Regions from separate parts of the Homo sapiens genome. Here region 2 is linked to region 1. A link is an interaction called in ENCODE POLR2A ChIA-PET data of the cell type or tissue named here. Cell type or tissue: HepG2. All regions are shown on one strand. Links, peaks and the distances in the headings refer to the core of each region. The heading gives the core; the rest is flanking DNA. Region 1 holds the start of FERMT1 (FERM domain containing kindlin 1). Region 2 has its middle 18 kb from the start of GPCPD1.

Evidence for each region. Peaks named below come from ENCODE experiments on the same cell type or tissue, not always from the same donor. Only the 100,000 strongest peaks of a DNase experiment are listed, where the experiment ranks them.
Region 2: POLR2A ChIA-PET joins it to region 1 with 5 read pairs; 2 of 35 experiments call an interaction of 5 or more read pairs at or near these places.

What each region holds. Positions count from the first base shown.
Region 1 is chr20:6,122,676-6,125,588 of GRCh38, reverse strand. FERMT1 (FERM domain containing kindlin 1) reads left to right here and starts at 2,559. Exons shown (of 15, transcript NM_017671.5): 1 at 2,559-2,815. RefSeq lists a silencer at 2,554-2,673. In HepG2, for the core only: a CTCF peak has its summit at 2,488 (motif pointing left); DNase peaks (open chromatin) are centred at 1,938 and 2,468; H3K4me3 peaks cover 1,396 bases.
Region 2 is chr20:5,627,781-5,630,693 of GRCh38, reverse strand. No RefSeq gene overlaps it. Among named protein-coding and RNA genes, the nearest start is that of GPCPD1, 18 kb to the right of the region's middle. In HepG2, for the core only: no CTCF peak of the experiment used is centred there; no DNase peak of the experiment used is centred there.

The DNA of each region.
Region 1 (2,913 bases), core at 414-2,913:
AGGGGGCAAAGGGTGTGCTTTTTTTAATATATATGTACAAAATTTTGAAGTTCAGAATACACTTTTTAACCCACTTCTAACCCAGGACCTTGGGGGATGGGTTGGACCTGTGTCACACAAACGACAGTAACCGTGTAATAAGTAAAACATAAAGTTAAATTAAAAGCCTAGGACAGCCGGCCATGGTGACTCACACCTGCAATCCCAACAATTTAGGAGGCTAAGATGGGAGGATGGCTTGAGCCCAGGAGTTCAAGACCAGCTCAGGCAGCTAAATTTAAAAATTAGCCAGGCACGGTGGTTCACACCTGTAGTCCCAGCTTGGGAGCCTGAGACATCAAGGCTGCAGTGAGCCATGATCATGCCACTGCACTCTGACCTGGGGGAGAGCAAGACCCTTTCTCAAAAAAAAAAAAAAAAAAAAAAGCCTAGGACACATAATATGGATAAAACTCACAAACATAATGTTGAACACAAGAAGCCAGACACAAAATAGTGCACATGGTCTGATTCCATTTATATAAAGTACAAAGACAGGCAAAACCCTTCTGAGGAGTTAGAAGATAAGATAATGGTTATCCTGGGCCTGGGGTCGGGGGTAGGGGCAGGCAGCGGCAGTGATCATAACTGAAAGGAATAACTAAAAGGGGTCACTAACGGGCTTCCGAGGACTGGTGATGTCCTGTTTCTTCAACTGGGCACTCTTTATACGCTAGTGTCTTTATATACTCTGTATACAGGTGTGTTCAGTTTGCGAAAACTCATCAGCTATACATTCACGATTTGTGCTCTTATCTATATATATTGTGTATATGTATGGGTGTGTATATATATGATACACATTTATATACACACAAGTCACTACATAAAATTACAAGTTTAAAAATTAACCTAGGCCAAGAAGAACGCTTAAAACCAGTCGAATTCTTTAGCACAATGCAGATATTTTCAATTGAAAAGAGAAAAACCATATTGGTATGAATAGATAGAGCCATAATTCAAGGTCACACATAAAATCTTGACCACAGGCTGGGCACGGTGGATCACACCTGTAATCTTAACACTTTGGGAGGCCGAGGCAGGTAGATCACAAGGTCAAGAGATCAAGACCATCCTGGCCAACATCATGAAACCTGGTCTCTACTAAAAATACAAAAATTGTAGTCCCAGCTGCTCGGGAGACTGAGGCAGGAGAATCACTTGAACCCGGGAGGCGGAGGGTGCAGCAGTGAGCCAAGATCGTGCCACTGCACTCCTGCCTGGGGACAGAACAAGACTCCATCTCAAAAAAATATATGTGTGTGTGTGTGTGTGTGTGTGTGTGTGTGTGTGTTTGTGCGCGCGCGCGCGCGCGCACTGACCACAGTCTAAGTTCTAATGGGCCATAAGCAGGGTTTCATGATGTTAAGAGGTAGGGAAGTGGGACCAGATGACCCTTCCCATCGTTGACAAACGCTACCAAGTGAAGACATTCTGTTTCAAGTTTTTAATGATTTTATTTCAATTATAATATCCTATATTTGCCAACAATGTTCAACTAACCTTTTTAAATTAAATGTACTTTCAAACCCATAATAATTCCTGAATATGGTAATGTTTAAGCGAAAACAGATTCAACTTCTAAATTTTATAACTTCTTTATTAAAATTTAAGTGTTCACAAGCCTTTTAATGCAAATCGCTAAAGCCTGTACTATATTGCATGAAATCCCTCCGTGGAAGAGCACGCATTCTATCTCTGTACCTATTTCACAGATGAGGAAACTGTCATTTCCATGTCTGTTTTATTAACCACTGTATTCTCTGAGCCCAGGCCCATTGGGAGGCCTGTAGAGCAGTAAGCACTCAACAAATGTGATTAAATGAACAAAGGAGGCTTGGAGAGGTTGTGTAAACTGCCCAGGTCACCCACCCTTCCTGGGTGGCCCCAGCCCTCTTTGAAAATAAATCCAACAGGAAGGCGACTGGCGGGACCGGTGGTGATCCTGAGGTGAGCCATACCAGGTGTGGCCCAGACTTCCGCATGCAGCCTGCCCTTGGGTCTCCTGGAGTCTCCCCTGGTCGGGAGCCTCAGCCTTCTGGAGACTGACACCACCCTCTTACTCAGAGACGAATCGTTTTGTCGTTGCCTTCACCTCCCTGACCACAAGTGCTCCGGGGCTCTTTCTGAGGGAGGCAGCTGTTCTAGGCGGGAGGCTGGAGTCTCCTGGGCCTGGACGCACCCCGGGGTGTGAGTGATGGGTATGCCTGAAAGGAGGGGAAGTGGCGCGGCTTTAATCATCTGGGCTAGTCCCCGGCGGGCCTGGGGGAACAGGGAAACTGGAGGCGGCCTTAAAGCGTCAGGATGAGACATCGCAAGAGGAGCTGCAGATACTGAGCGTGCGCCCCGGGTTCTCGCCGCCTTCTCTCCGCCGAGCAGCCCTTCGGCCACCCTTTGCCCTTAAAAATCTGCAGACTGCGCCTCCTCTCCGCGGGAGCGAGACCTAGCAGGCCCGGGGCTGGGCGTGCCCTCGCCTGCCACGCTGCGCGCTGCCCTCAGCCGGGCCGCTGGGGCCGTGCAGTGCACCGGGCACGCCGCGCCAGGCTGGGGGCAGGCACCGAGCCTCCGTGGGAGGTCCCGAGGCAGCTTCGCCTGCTCGCCCTGGCTCCAGCCCTCACCTGCCGCAGCCTTAGCTGAGCAGCCGCCGCCACTGGGCGCCCCCCGCTCCCCACTTCGCCAGCGCCCGCTCCTCGGCTCGGCCCGGGGTAGTTTGTAGGGACGCAGCTCTCCACGTGCGCGACTGCGAGGCTGGACGCTACGGGCTCCTGGAAAGGAGGTGGGTGCTCCGGAGCTAGGGCTGGGGAGCTAGAGGTTGGGAGGCTTTCATGGGCACCAGTGGCTCCTGAGCCCCCTTAGCCCCTTTCTTTCTGCAGC
Region 2 (2,913 bases), core at 137-2,636, 490 kb after region 1:
GGATCACTTAAGGTCAGGAGTTTGAGACCAGCCTGTCCAACATGGTGAATCCCCATCTCTACTAAAATTAGCCAGGCGTGGCAATTGCCTGTAATCCCAGCTACATGGGAGGCTGAGGCAGGAGAATTGCTTGAACCCAGGAGGCAAAGGTTGCAGTGAGCTCAGATCGCGCCACTGCACTCCAGCCTGGGTGACAGAGCGAGACTCTGCCTCAAAAAAAAACCAAATTGGGCTATTCATAAATATCATTAATCGGGGCCTTTTATGGAAGCAACAGGCAGCATAGAGATCCAAAAAAAAAAAAGAAAAAAAAACTCACATCAACACTCAAAGATGTTATGTATAGTGTATTGTGTTTCCCTAATCAGATTGAAACAGCTGAAATGGGAAAAATCTTTGGGAGACTTTTTTTTTTTTTTTTTTTGCCATTCTTGGAATTCCTTCATGTTACAGTTGGGAAGATAGCCCTCATGACATGCAGAGCCCAGTTCTGAAGCATTCTACCTAAATAAATAAATGAAGCCTGAATTAGAGCCACATTAGTAAGTTCATCAATCATCTTTCAATTTAGGAATTGTACATGCAGGTAAATATCGAACAACCGGCTCTCCAAGGAGGATAGCCCTGATGAATGGTGTTTTCTGCTGGCTTCTGATTCCCATGATGGCCAATTTCAAGTCCCCAGGCTGAGGACAGTGAACTTGAAGTTGAGAGGAGATACGTGTACCAAGCATTTGAGCTATCTTCCGAACTGTATTGCTAAGGAGTCTGTTTTAATAGTAGTACTCGACATCTGCAGAGAACATAAAGGAAGAGTATTGTTTTCCGTAGGCCAGGTATCTCACATAAGAACTCCTTCACAGTTGGCATTCTTTTTTAATCCTTACATTTAATGAGGGAGATACTATCTCAGTTTTATAGGCCATAAAACTAAGGGCCTAAGAGAATTAGTGGTTTGTATAAAGCCGCACAGCCAAGCTGAACTAGGTACGTTATTTAACCTTTATGGCTTTTGTTTCCTTTGCTGTAAAATGTACTAACAATAGTATTTCAAAGATGGGCCAGGCGTGGTGGCTCACGCCTGTAATCCCAGCACTTTGGGAGGCCGAGGCGGGTGGATCACTTGAGGTCAGGAGTTTGAGACCAGCCTGGCCAACATGGTGAAATCCCGTCTCTACTAAAGATACAAAAATTAGCCAGGTGTGGTGGCTGGGGCCTGTAATCCCAGCTACTCGGGAGACTGAGGCAGGAGAATCACTTGAACCCTGGAGGCAGAGGTTGCAGTGAGCTGAGATTGTGACACTGCACTCCAGCCTGGGCGACAAAACAAGACTCCATCTCAAAAAAAAAAAAAAAAACAACAACAAAAACAAAACAAAACAAAAAAAACAAAGATGGTTGGGAGCAGTTAGTAAGATAATGCATGTAAAATTCTTAGCACATTGCCTAGTATGCAGTTATTCTCTACTTGAAATGGTAACAAGTGTTCATGATAGAAAATTAGAAAATGCCAATATACCAAAAGAAGAAAATTTAAAATGCCATTAACTGCCAACAGTCTTGATGGAGAATTCAGTTCTGGCTTAATTATGACTTATGAAAGGCAGTCCCAACATATGAAATGCTTTTTTCAATGATGAAGCATTTGAGCAATTTTTTTTTTCTTTCTTTTTTAGAGTCAGGGTCTTGCTCTGTCACCCAGGCTGGAGTGCAGTGGCATTATCACAGCTCACTGCAGCCTCAGACTCCTCAGCTTATGCCATCCTTTTGCCTAAGCCTCCTGAGTAGCTGGGACTATAGCATGTACCATCACGCCTGGCTTTTTTTTTTTTTTTTTTTTTTTTGAGACGGAGGGAGCCTTGCTTTGTCACCCAGGCTGGAGTGCAGTGGCATGACCTTGGCTCCCTGAAACCTCCCCCTTCTGGGTTCAAGTGATTCTCCTGCCTCAGCCTCCCCAGTAGCTGGGACTACAGGCATGCACCACCATACCCAGCTACTTTTGTAATTTTAGTAGTGACGGGATTTCGCCATGTTGGCCAGGCTGGTCTTGAACTCCTGACCTCAGGTGATCCACCCACCTTGGCATCCCAAAGTGCTGAGATTATAGGCCTATTTTTTTTTTTTTTTTTTTTTTGGGACACATGGAGTCTCTCTATTTTGTCCAGGCTAGTCTTGAACTCCTGGCCTCAGGCAATCCTTCCACCTCAGGCTCCCAGAGTGTTGGAATTACAGGTGTGAGCCACCACACCCGGCCTTGAGCAATTGTTGAATGCAATTCTGTTTGGATTATAATAAAAGTTTAGAGGCAGGGCAGGGTAGCTCAGGCCTGTAATCCCAGCACTTTGGGAGGCCAAGCCGGGCAGATCACTTCAGGTCAGGAGTTCAAGACCAGCCTGACCAACATGGCGAAACCACATCTCTACTAGAAAAAATACAAAAGTTAGGCAGGAGTTGTGGTGCATATGTGTAGTCCCAGCTACTTTGGTGGCCAAGGCACGAGAATTGCTTGAACCCGGGCAGAGGAGGCTGCAGTGAGCCAGATGGCACCACTGTACTCTAGCCTGGGCGACAGAGCAAGAATGACTCAAAAAAAGAAAAAAGAAAAAGAAAAGAAAAGCAAGCAAGTAAGCGAGATTGGGTTGTATACTGATGCATGCAAATTATTTTAAAAAATAAATTAGAGCAGGAATAATAATGTCATTGCCACTCATGGATGTTATGATATTCTGTCTGGGGTGGGAGTACCAAGAAAGGAGATGCAGCCAAGGCCCCAGGGCATTTAATAACAGTTGGATGAGACACCCATGGGTACACAGTGGTGTCTGTAAACGATATTTCTCATGAGTGTTGTAAGAGAGACAGGAAGACAGAACTGAGTTGAACACATTCACAGCTAGACAGGGGAGCAAATAT